Regions from separate parts of the Homo sapiens genome. Here regions 1, 2 and 4 are each linked to region 3. The links are chromatin contacts, found by Hi-C or POLR2A ChIA-PET in ENCODE. All regions are on one chromosome and are shown on one strand. The core of a region is the stretch at or near the end of the contact, and the rest is flanking DNA. Distances in the headings are between cores, read along the strand shown. Region 1 holds the start of ZBTB5 (zinc finger and BTB domain containing 5). Region 2 holds the start of ZCCHC7 (zinc finger CCHC-type containing 7). Region 3 holds the start of B4GALT1-AS1 (B4GALT1 antisense RNA 1). Region 4 has its middle 80 kb from the start of MELK.

Region 1 (2,754 bases), core at 165-2,664, 4.3 Mb before region 3:
CTCCGCCTCCCGGGTTCAAGCGATTCTCCTGCCTCAGCCTCCCGAGTAGTTGCCTGGGATTACGGGCGCCCACCACCACGCCCGGCTAATTTTTGTACTTTTAGTAGAGACAGGGTTTCACCATGTTGGCCAGGCTGGTCTCGAACTCCTGATCTCGGGCGATCTGCCCGCCTCAGCCTTCCCAATTGCTGCGATTATAGGCGTGAGCCATCGCGCCCGGCTGGGAGTTCCATTTTTCTGGGAGCTCCTCCAAGACCCTTACCCCCACCCCCAGAAGAACCCAGCTGAGTTCGCGGGCCTGCCTTTGTCTCCAGAGCCACGCAGCGCTCCCAGACACGCTGCGCCGGAGAAGGCAGCTTTCTTCTGCCGTCCTCACCCTAGGAAAGGGGGTTTCTTCCCTGGCCCCAGTGTCCGATGCTCAGGGATCGGGTTCTCCCTCCGAGGGTGCACCTGGAAACCCGAGCGTCGCCCCGGGGCTCGCTTTTTTCAGACCGCGTCCCATACAAGTCCGCGACCCTTCCACGTTTGGGACAGGAGTGGGAGAGCTTAGCGCTTCCTATTTTTTTGTGGGGGGAGTGCAGGTGATTATAAATCTGGGCATGCAGACTACAGGCTTATTTGACCTGCAGCCGAGTGCGGGGCCAAGCGCCGGGCTCCTGGGGCGCCACCGTTTCCAGACGCGCAGCCACCCGGACTGGACGAGGGGCGGGGTCCGACCTAACTGCCATCCGATGGACAGCGTTTTTTATTCGCGGTTTTCACCCTGGACTTTGGCTTAGTTAAACCTAAAGAGCTTTTTGGAATCTTATCTTTCCCAACGTCTATGAAGTGGGAACTCAATCTCCAGCCCTCTACGTGTGTGTGTGTGTGTGTGTTCAGCGAAGGGAATTCACCCCGGAGAAGAGCCCTGGGTCACTAAAGCGCCGGGCACCACGAGGGTGGAAAAATCCTTCAGAACCAGCCAATGGCGGTACGGCCTGCCCTGAGGGCCCGCCTCTCCGGCGCCCTCAGACATCACGCAGTCGTTGTTGTGATTGGCGGATTTAGGCGGAAAGCCCGCTAGCCTAAACCACAGAGGGTTTTGATTGGTTGCAGCGAACAGCCGCATTTCTATAGTCCAAACCTGGAGCAGTTTAGTGATAAATCCCGCCCTAAAAGGCATTTGATAACCGTTTTACATGTTGTAAGGCAAAGGGTGATTGGTCAGAGAGCTCACGGATTCAGTCGGTAGTAAACACAACCAGACTTCAGGGACCGTGGATTGGTCAGTTTTTCCGGGGGCTAAGTAAATTCCTCCAGGTTCCGCGCGCCGGCTGGCTGCACTCCTACCCCGGCCCCGCCCTTCCCATTGCTGATTGGTTGCAGCCCAACTGGGAGAGGCGGAATGGGGCGGAGTAGGCGCTCTTGCATTACGTCACTTCCGCTTATCCTCGGGCGCCGCCGCCGTGTTCTCAGAGTGCTGCGGCGAACTGGCTGGAGGAGCTAGGGGACTAGAGGCGGGGTGGGAGGGGGGCGGGTGGAAGGGGGAGGAAGTCCCGTAACGGAGACGCTGGTCAGGACGTTCCCACCTCCTCTGACACTGCCGAGTCCGATCGGAGAGGGGTCACCGCCTCCTTCAGCGAGGAGGAGGGGGGCGGAGCCCGACTCAGGTGAGGAGACCCCGTCAGCGAGTATCGTGATGGCGGGCGCGCTCACGTGGGGAAGGTTGAGCACCAGGGGCGCGCCAAGGCGTCGGGGAGCGCGCAGACGTGTACTGGTGCCCCCGGACTACTCTGGCTGTCTTTCGGAGGGGAGCATTGTTACCGTTGGAGCCAAGGGGCCAGGCGGGTTCTTCTGCGCAGGCGTCCCCGGTGTCCCGACGCCAGGCTGTCTGCGGGGTGGGGCGGGGGCTGGTACTCCTGTGGATCCCCGGCTGGCGACGTAGGTTCCCGAATGGGGTGGGAAAGGCCTCAGGACCAGCGGCCTGGCGGGATGAAGAGAGGATCTGCTGCCCTGCGGGATGTGGTCGGACGGCTCCCTTGCCCCCATCCTGGGTCTTGAGCGACGAGGTTTCATTTCACCAGAGCAAGGCCATAGGCAGACTGCCATCGGGAGCCAGCGGCCGACCCTGGAGGGGTGGAGCCAGTGTTTCGGAATGCCCCAACTTGTTATGAGAGGACTGAAGTGTTTAATAGGCATTTATTGAATGCCCACTACTCCCAGGCTTCGTGCGAGGAGCTGTGGGGGATGCGGTGGTAAGACACTGCCGTCCCATCTTCTCCTGTTTGGAGGACAGATTTGTATGTAAATAATAAAAGGCAGTGAATTAAGGGGTGTTGAAGGTTAGTTTTTTCCTTTCATAATGGTCATTTTTTTTTAAGTCAGTCAGCATTCTGGCATAGTGAAGGATATTGTGGAAACTAATTTTCTGAACAGAAGGCAAATCCTAAATAATTTGGAGGAAAAATTTTAGGTGAAAGCACAGTAAAGTTGATTACTAAGTAGTATCTTCTGACTCTAGTTAACTTGAATTAATAGAAGGAACTCTTCACCTTCAAAAATTGAAGCAAAAATATTCCAAAACATGTTCTCATATTTTTCACTTGTATTAAGTAGAGGACATTACGGGCTTTTCTTTAGAGGTTGAAGAGAATGCTGTGCCTTAGTCATTAAGTCATTGGTAATTTGTTGTCCTAGTATGGGCTGTTGTGCTTAGATGTAAAAGGCTGGGCAGAACTTGCTTTTCATTTGCCTAAACTCTTGTGATTTCTGTGG
Region 2 (2,700 bases), core at 30-2,529, 4.0 Mb before region 3:
TCACAAAAGACAAACAGAGCACAGTATTTCAGTGGGGGAAAAAAAATAAGCTAAATTTAGTCACTTAAGTCCCAGCTCTTCTTGGGATATATATATGATTTTTACGAGAACTAATCCTATCCGGAAACATTTCCTTCACCTTTCCCTTAGCCCTTTTCCTTCGGTCATGCAGTCTCTTACCGTGCTAATTATCATATTAATATAATCCTCACTTGCGATCCTTCCTGACTTTATTCCCCATGCTCAGATTCTCCTGAAAGCATAACGCTTTCCTAAGTATACACACAATCCATTTAAAAGTCTTTGTATGCGACAGCCTAACTATTCAAACACGAAGTCATTTCTCTAACGGTCCTAGAAAAAATTTTAAAAAGAAAAAGAAAACCACAAAGTCAAGAGCTTCTGAGGGGACCTGAAAAGTCATCAAATTGAACGCTCTCGTTTTATAGTTGGAGAAAGGAGCTCAGAGAAACTTATTCACTGAGCTAAAAAGGCCCTACTAATGCAGCCCGTAATTCAACTGTGCAATCTGAAATAATCTTAAATTCAGCTTCAATAAGAGCTTTCTGGAATCGCCAGCGAATCCGTGGGGGAGCCACGGCTAGAACCCAGGCCTCCTGATTCCCAGCCACAGCTTTTCCACCGAACCAGCAGCTCTTCCCAAAAGTTGAAGGCAACTGTCCGCTCACAGGATGGGAGGGATAAAGGGCGCCTTAGTAAACACAGTCCAAGTCTACTCGTTTTACATGAGGAAAGGGTCACAGCTCCCGAAATTTTGGATTCTACTGCTGCAGCTGCTGCTTCTGACAGCAGAGGCGGGAGGTGGCCCAGGACTACTCGGTCCTCAAAGACTGGACTCTCTCTCGGCGCGCCGGGACCTCCGCGCTTCACTGACTGGCTTCCCTAGAAGACTGGGGGCCTTGCGGGGAAATAAAAAGGGCAGACACGCCACCCTCACCGAGGCCCTAGACGCCCAGCCGCTCTAGAATCACGGCATTAGCCCTTGGAAAGCCAGGGAGACGCGGACCCCCTAGACCCGCAGCCCGGCCGCGTGGGGCGGCGCGCAGGTGACGGACCAGGAGCTGCGCCCTGCCACGAGTGAGGGGCGGACGGGAGACGTCGAGGCCGGCGAGGGGGCACGCGCTAGTTCCACAGCCCGGCGGGCAAGAAGGAGGGTAGGCAGGGGTCCCGAGCCGCGGGCGGCGGGGGTCCGTCACACACATACTCACTGCCGCAGCTGCGAACAGGAAGCACCAACCGGGAACCAAAACGCGTAGAGGGACGGGGAGGGGCGAGGACAAATGAGGTAAGGAGGCCGCGTCCGCGCAGACCCGGGAGGGAAGGCACTTCCGGGGACAACACAGCTCTAGTCACCGCCTTTCCGTCCCCGCCCACCTGCCGCGCCTGATGTGCGCATGCGTAGTGGGTGCGAACCGTTCTCTGCCCCGCCCATAATTATTAGGTTTGCCTTCCTTGCTTTCCCCCTTCCCCTTCCCAACTTCTCTTGAAGCTACCTAGGCTGCATCTATTATTTGAATGACTCGTACGAAGGAGATGCTATTTACCGGGCAAAAGCCGGGGAGTTCGTGCCCTCTACCCCCGCGAGGAAAACTACAACCCCCATGAGGACACGGGCGAGGTTGAGGCCGGGCTCCGCCTCCTTCTCCCTGGCGCTCGGTGGACGCCTTCTCAGTGCCACGTGGCGCGGGAGCCTAGCTGATCGCGTGCATGACGAGGGCCAGCGTGGCTGGCTGCTTGGCCCGCAGACCTGGGCAGCGGGAAACGCGTACTTGAGAGCGCATGGCTTCAAGCTTCTCCCTTGCGCTCATGATCTTAGGCTGGTCGCTTTTTCTTTTAGGCGGAACACAGTTCACACTGGGCGCCTCCAACTCTCTGGAATTCTAGGCAACAGATTAACACTTTGTGAATCTCGAAGAGCTGCACTCCTGCTAAATATTGGAGTTAATGCTGATCCTTTGGAAGTCTCTGAAGGTTGCAAGATTGTGCTGGGAGCCTCTGGCTTCATTTGCCCTTCTCACACCTTATTTTAATACAAGGTAAACCCATCTGTAGAACTTTAGAAATAACTGTCGACCTAAAGGAAAAACTGAGGCAAAGTTAATATAAGTGGAGAATTTATTTGGGCCAAGTTTGATGAGGGCAACCTGGGATCATCAATTCAAGTTGCCCTTAATATGTGATCCGATAAGCAGCAGTTTCAACTGAGTTCTTTGTCTTGTGAAGCTCCAGGCTTAAAGGTATCGATCCTCCCACCTCTGTCTCCCAAAGCACTGGGATCACAGGCATGAGCCATTACACTTCTTGTAGCAGCTACGAGTGAATTTTTTTCTTTCTTTATGGTTTTTTTTTTTTTTTTTTTTTTTTTTTTCCTGAGACGGAGTTTCGCAGTTGTTGCCCAGGCTGGAGTGCAATGGCGCGGTCTCGGCTCACTGCAACCTCCGCCTCCCAGATTCAAGCCATCCTCCTGCCTCAGCCTCCGAAGTAGCTGGGATTACAGGCGCCTGCCACCACGCCCAGCTAATTTTTGTATTTTTAGTAGAGTCGGGGTTTCACCATGTTGGCCAGGCTGGTCTCGAACTCCTGGCCTCGACCTGCCAAAGTGCTGGGATTAGAGGCGTGAGCCACCGCGCCCGGCCACGAGTGAATTTTTAAAGGAAAAAAGAAGAGGCTTTTGCTAAA
Region 3 (2,700 bases), core at 155-2,654:
GCCTGAGGCCTCTGGGTCAAATCGAGGTCAAGTGGCTTCAGTGCCTAAGTCTCTCACCCACACAGCCTTCAGCCCTTACTTGCAAATCAACAAAGGGTAAACCTGTAGAAAACATGGGTTTCGGAGCCAGAATTCTGCCTCTTGCCAGCTGTGGGCTCTTAGGAAAGTTTCTTAATCTGCCGGGGCCCCACTCTACGACATGGGGAGAACTGCTACTTCATGGGACAGTGGGTAGCCCAGTGTAGACTGTAACGCCGGCTGATCTCCTGCACGCTGGCCTGGGAGTTAGAGGCTTCTTGCTGCTCTCCTCTTCAAAGTATACAGGACTCCCGCCACACACACATCTGGAACCAAGCTGGTCTGAGAGCCCCTTATAGCCCAGGCTACCTGATGGGGAGGCACAGAAGTGGCAACCCGTCCACTTTCTTTGCCGCAGGACCCCCCGTTAAGCAGCGGGGTCCAGCCGGGCTGAGTTAGGGAGGGGGTTTCGAACGTGCCACTCCTCGCCCGGCGTCGAAGCCCGTTTCCTGGGTAACCTTTTTCTGCCTCTCTTCCTAGCCCACCAAGGCCCACTGGCCAGAACGCCGCCGCGGCCCCAAACCACTCCAGATAACCACCCGCCAGCTGTCCTCTCCGTTCTCTCCGCCGCCGCGCTGCAGGCCCAGGCTCGCACCCGAGTCCCTTCGCACCCCAGGAAGTGGCGCGGCCTGTCGAGGGCAGCGTGGAGGAGGAAGAGGAGGCGCGGCTCAACGCGACCGAAGCTCCGCCGCAAAGGCTCGGGAGGAAGAGGGCGGTGCGCGGCCAAGCGTCGGAGCTGCAGTCATACTCCGGGGACCCCACGACGGCGCCCCGCCCGCTGCCCACCCTCCCGAGGCCCCGCCCAGCGCGCCCATCCCGCCACGGGCTGCCCCGCCTTCCCGCCCTCGTCCAGAAAACCCCGCGCCCGGCCCCGCCCCCGCCTTCGCCGGGGCCCCGCCCCTCCCCTCTCCGCCGGCGCCTCGGGCGGCTTCTCGCCGCTCCCAGGTCTGGCTGGCTGGAGGAGTCTCAGCTCTCAGCCGCTCGCCCGCCCCCGCTCCGGGCCCTCCCCTAGTCGCCGCTGTGGGGCAGCGCCTGGCGGGCGGCCCGCGGGCGGGTCGCCTCCCCTCCTGTAGCCCACACCCTTCTTAAAGCGGCGGCGGGAAGATGAGGCTTCGGGAGCCGCTCCTGAGCGGCAGCGCCGCGATGCCAGGCGCGTCCCTACAGCGGGCCTGCCGCCTGCTCGTGGCCGTCTGCGCTCTGCACCTTGGCGTCACCCTCGTTTACTACCTGGCTGGCCGCGACCTGAGCCGCCTGCCCCAACTGGTCGGAGTCTCCACACCGCTGCAGGGCGGCTCGAACAGTGCCGCCGCCATCGGGCAGTCCTCCGGGGAGCTCCGGACCGGAGGGGCCCGGCCGCCGCCTCCTCTAGGCGCCTCCTCCCAGCCGCGCCCGGGTGGCGACTCCAGCCCAGTCGTGGATTCTGGCCCTGGCCCCGCTAGCAACTTGACCTCGGTCCCAGTGCCCCACACCACCGCACTGTCGCTGCCCGCCTGCCCTGAGGAGTCCCCGCTGCTTGGTAAGGACTCGGGTCGGCGCCAGTCGGAGGATTGGGACCCCCCCGGATTTCCCCGACAGGGTCCCCCAGACATTCCCTCAGGCTGGCTCTTCTACGACAGCCAGCCTCCCTCTTCTGGATCAGAGTTTTAAATCCCAGACAGAGGCTTGGGACTGGATGGGAGAGAAGGTTTGCGAGGTGGGTCCCTGGGGAGTCCTGTTGGAGGCGTGGGGCCGGGACCGCACAGGGAAGTCCCGAGGCCCCTCTAGCCCCAGAACCAGAGAAGGCCTTGGAGACTTCCCTGCTGTGGCCCGAGGCTCAGGAAGTTTTGGAGTTTGGGTCTGCTTAGGGCTTCGAGCAGCCTTGCACTGAGAACTCTGGTAGGGACCTCGAGTAATCCACTCCCTTTTGGGGACTGACGTGAGGCTCCCGGTGGGGAAGGAGACTGACCTCTCGGTTCACGTGTCTTGCCATAGAGCCACTCTCCTGAGTGGGTTTTTCTCCTGATCGTTTGGGCCAAGTGACTTCTCTCTGAACCTCATATTTCTCTTCTGGGATAATAAATGGTCACCCTTTCAAGGGGTTGTTTTGGAAGATATTGTGAACAATGGTAAATAAGGGCTTAATTAATGAGGGTAAGCCCTCAGTAAATTGTCACTGTGTGTTCATTTCTTCCTCTGTGTGGATCGTGACCGAGAGCCCTTCCCCCTAGCCTCCTCCTGGTATGGGTACCCAAAACCTAGGTGAGCAGGGATCTCTCCCAGGGGCAGAGAGCTTGTGTACTCTGGGTGTTAGAGGGCTAAAATATAACCAGTCAACACCACGTTGCCCATTTCTGGTACTTCCGGTAGCAGCCTGAGTCTCAATTATCTTGCCCAGATGATCTGAACTCTGACCTCTAGCCTGTTTCAGCATAGGCAGAGAGCTTGAGTAGGTGAGTTTGCATTCCTCATAGCAGCTGGCTGAGCCTAGTCTGGACTTCTCTTTGACCTGTAACCTACAGGCCCACAGGCCCAAGGCAACCACAGGTTGCTTCCAGGGTTACCACACAGGTGGTTTCTCATTTCTAATGCTAGGTTTTAGATAATTGTTGTAAGTGAGGGGCCCTGGCAGGCAGGATGACATCC
Region 4 (2,700 bases), core at 164-2,663, 3.3 Mb before region 3:
AATTTTTTCCTCCTTTCTCTTTTCTTGCTCTTTGAGCATCATTATGGACTCATGCATTACATTTATTCAATGTATTACAATCAATTACAGACTCAATTAGTCTTTAAAGAAGCCATAGAGGATAGGGCTAAGGATGTGATCAGAAAATTCCTAGAATACTGTGGTTGAAGAAACACACACACACACACACACACACACACCACACACACACATTTATCCTTACCAATAATAAAAATATGAAAGCAAAAACTATATAACAGAGAAAAAAATATAAAATTCCAATTCTGATACTATATATACAACCCTCCTAAAATTCTCACACAGGTTCTATAAGGGGTATGTATAAAGACAGTTATGGCAGTGATGTTTTTGGTTGTAGGCAATTTGGGTGTCCCTAATGAAGAAGACCTTAGGCAAAATGTGATGGGTGGAGTAATATGCAGTAGATAGAAGCAATGGGCCAGATCTTAAAAACATGCTGCAGCAAAAAAGAAAAATAAGAAAAAAAAATGTGTCTTACAATGTTATTTACAAAAGAAAAAAATACACACATCTAAGAAAATAGTACATATTTTATCCTACTACTATTTTTTTTTTTTTGAAAAATCTCTTTGTTGGGAGGTTTTGGTTTTGGTTTTGTTTTGAAAGAGTGTCATTACGTCACCCAGGCTGGAGTGCAATGGTGCAATCTCAGCTCACTGCAACCTCCACCTGCCGGGTTCAAGGGATTTTGGTGTCTCAGCCTCCTGGGTAGCTGGAATTACAGGCGTGCACCACCACGCCCAGCTAATTTTTGTATTTTTAGCAGAGACGGGGTTTCACCATGTTAGCCAGGCTGGTCTCAAAGTCTTGACCTCAAGTGATCTGCCTGCCTTGGCCTCCCAAAGTGCTGGGATTACAGGCGTCAGCCACCATGTCCAGCCCAATACTACATATTTTAAATAAACACAAACAAAAGGATATACATGAAACACATCGGAATAATTGCCTGTGGTGAGAAAGGGGAATGAGATTAGTGAATGTGAATAAAAGAGAATAAATAAATATAACAAATGAGAGTGGCCTTACAAGTGAGAAATATGACCAATTCAATCCCTTATATTTAAATAAAAATAAATGATTAAACAAATAAATTGCTATGATCTCTCTGGAAATTAGAACTTTTCAAAACATTGAATTAGCAATTCCACCTTTAGGAATGTGGCCTAAGGAAATAGAAACTAATGTTTATTAATGTGATAATAGTGAGGAAAAATGCTCAGCATGTTTTCTTTCGCTCTGGCTCTCACCCTGCAATTTACATCCCCAAGCATTTCAGGGAAACCATATAGTTGTCTCACATGTGCTTGTGATGTGTTTGTGAAGGAAAGTAGTCATGTGGTATTGGTGGTTCATTTCATCTCCTGCCTCAGCCCCTTCCACTTGGCATTGCTATTTTCACTTCCTTTGCTGAGCATGGTTACAAATTCCATTGGGTCTACCTTATCTGGATTCCTTCAGTTGCTAAGGCTGCAAAGTATTACTCTGTAATACTCTGAAATACCATCTTGCTCCTCTTCTGGTTTTATATGCTATTAGGTCTATCATTGTCTTATCGTTTTTCATGAAATAGCCCCTTCAGTATTTTCTTTTCTTTTCTTTTCTTTTCGAGACCGGAGTCTTGCTCTGTCGCCCAGGTTGTGGTGCAGTGGCACGATCTCGGCTCACTGCAAGCTCCGCCTCCCGGGTTCACGCCATTCTCCTGCCTCAGCCTCCTGAGTAGCTGGGACTACAGGCGACCACCACCACCACGCCCGGCTAATTTTTTGTATTTTTAGTAGAGACGGGGTTTCACCGTGTTAGCCAGGATGGTCTCGATCTCCTGACCTCGTGATCCGCCCACCTCGGCTTCCCAAAGTGCTGGGATTACAGGCTTGAGCCACCGCACCCGGCGCCCCTTCAGTATTTTCTTACAATTTCTCTCCTCCACTCCCTCATTAACCCCCAAATAAAATAATGATTTACAAGCCAGGCTGGGGCAAATACAAGTAAACAGACATTGTGCTAAGCTTGAAAGTGAAATAGGGAGTGCGAATCAGAACTACAATGAGATACCACTTCACATCCATTAGGAAGGCTATTATGAAGAAAAAGGTAGGGGTGGGGGTGGAATAACAAGTGTTGGCAAGACTGTGGATAAATTAGAACCCTTATGCATTGCTGGTGGGAATGCAAAAATGGTGCAGCCCCTATAGAAAACAGTCTGGTGCTCAAAAAGTTAAGCACAGAGTTACCATTATGATGCGGTAATTCTTCTCCTAGGTATATACTCAAAAGAACTAAAAGCAGTAAGGCCAGGCTTGGTGGCTCACGCCTGTAATCCTAGCACTCTGGGAGGCCGAGGCAGGCGGATTACCTGAGGTTGGGAGTTCAAGACCAGCCTGACCAACATGGAGAAACCCTGTTTCTACAAAAAGTACAAAAAATTAACCAGGTGTGGTGGCGTATGCCTGTAATCCCAGCTACTCAGGAGGCTGAGGTAGGAGACTCATTTGAACCTGGTAGGTGGAGCTTGCGGTAAGCTGAGATTGCGCCATTGCATCCCAGCCTTGGCAAAAACAGCAATACTCTTGTTGCCAAAATAAATAAAAATAAAATAATTAAAACAAAAATAAATAAAAATAAAACAAAAAGGAAGGAAATTCTAATACATACTGTCAC

What was found. A loop is a pair of places that touch in the nucleus more often than their neighbours do. ChIA-PET counts read pairs that join two places held with the same protein, here RNA polymerase II (POLR2A). Pooled maps may share reads with other maps.
Region 1: a map of naive thymus-derived CD4-positive, alpha-beta T cell shows a loop between it and region 3 (6-fold over the local background). The contact joins the promoter of ZBTB5 here to the promoter of B4GALT1-AS1 in region 3. A Hi-C loop is called at or near these places in 1 of 168 maps with a recorded cell type or tissue (naive thymus-derived CD4-positive, alpha-beta T cell) and 8 of 50 pooled maps. POLR2A ChIA-PET finds 5 or more read pairs at or near these places in 1 of 52 experiments (AG04449).
Region 2: a loop to region 3 is called in a map of ovary, with 13 times the contacts of the local background. The contact joins the promoter of ZCCHC7 here to the promoter of B4GALT1-AS1 in region 3. A Hi-C loop is called at or near these places in 2 of 168 maps with a recorded cell type or tissue (CD4-positive, alpha-beta memory T cell and ovary) and 5 of 50 pooled maps.
Region 4: a loop to region 3 is called in a map of CD8-positive, alpha-beta T cell, with 25 times the contacts of the local background. The contact joins the enhancer-like site here to the promoter of B4GALT1-AS1 in region 3. A Hi-C loop is called at or near these places in 2 of 168 maps with a recorded cell type or tissue (CD8-positive, alpha-beta T cell and naive thymus-derived CD4-positive, alpha-beta T cell) and 9 of 50 pooled maps. POLR2A ChIA-PET finds 5 or more read pairs at or near these places in 1 of 52 experiments (RWPE1).

What each region holds. Positions count from the first base shown.
Region 1 is chr9:37,464,110-37,466,863 of GRCh38, reverse strand. It overlaps ZBTB5 (zinc finger and BTB domain containing 5), which reads left to right and starts at 1,414. Exons shown (of 2, transcript NM_014872.3): 1 at 1,414-1,649. RefSeq lists enhancers at 1-434, 435-1,120, 1,121-1,806, 1,807-2,492 and a silencer at 1,487-1,586.
Region 2 is chr9:37,119,153-37,121,852 of GRCh38, reverse strand. It overlaps ZCCHC7 (zinc finger CCHC-type containing 7), which reads right to left and starts at 1,279. Exons shown (of 9, transcript NM_032226.3): 1 at 1,230-1,279. LOC105376034 (a long non-coding RNA gene) reads left to right here and starts at 1,453. Exons shown (of 3, transcript NR_188580.1): 1 at 1,453-2,057. RefSeq lists an enhancer at 1,538-1,617.
Region 3 is chr9:33,165,652-33,168,351 of GRCh38, reverse strand. B4GALT1-AS1 (B4GALT1 antisense RNA 1) reads right to left here and starts at 1,404. Exons shown (of 3, transcript NR_108110.1): 1 at 1,306-1,404. It overlaps B4GALT1 (beta-1,4-galactosyltransferase 1), which reads left to right and starts at 1,016. Exons shown (of 6, transcript NM_001497.4): 1 at 1,016-1,594. The coding sequence starts at 1,183. RefSeq lists enhancers at 433-512, 35-599, 583-682, 600-1,165 and silencers at 833-1,232, 991-1,264.
Region 4 is chr9:36,491,769-36,494,468 of GRCh38, reverse strand. No RefSeq gene overlaps it. Among named protein-coding and RNA genes, the nearest start is that of MELK, 80 kb to the left of the region's middle. Within about 2 kb of position 1,413, at least 2 of the 41 ENCODE cell types and tissues checked have a DNase peak (open chromatin) inside an H3K27ac peak, as active enhancers do; they include CD8-positive, alpha-beta T cell, where a contact is called at or near this core.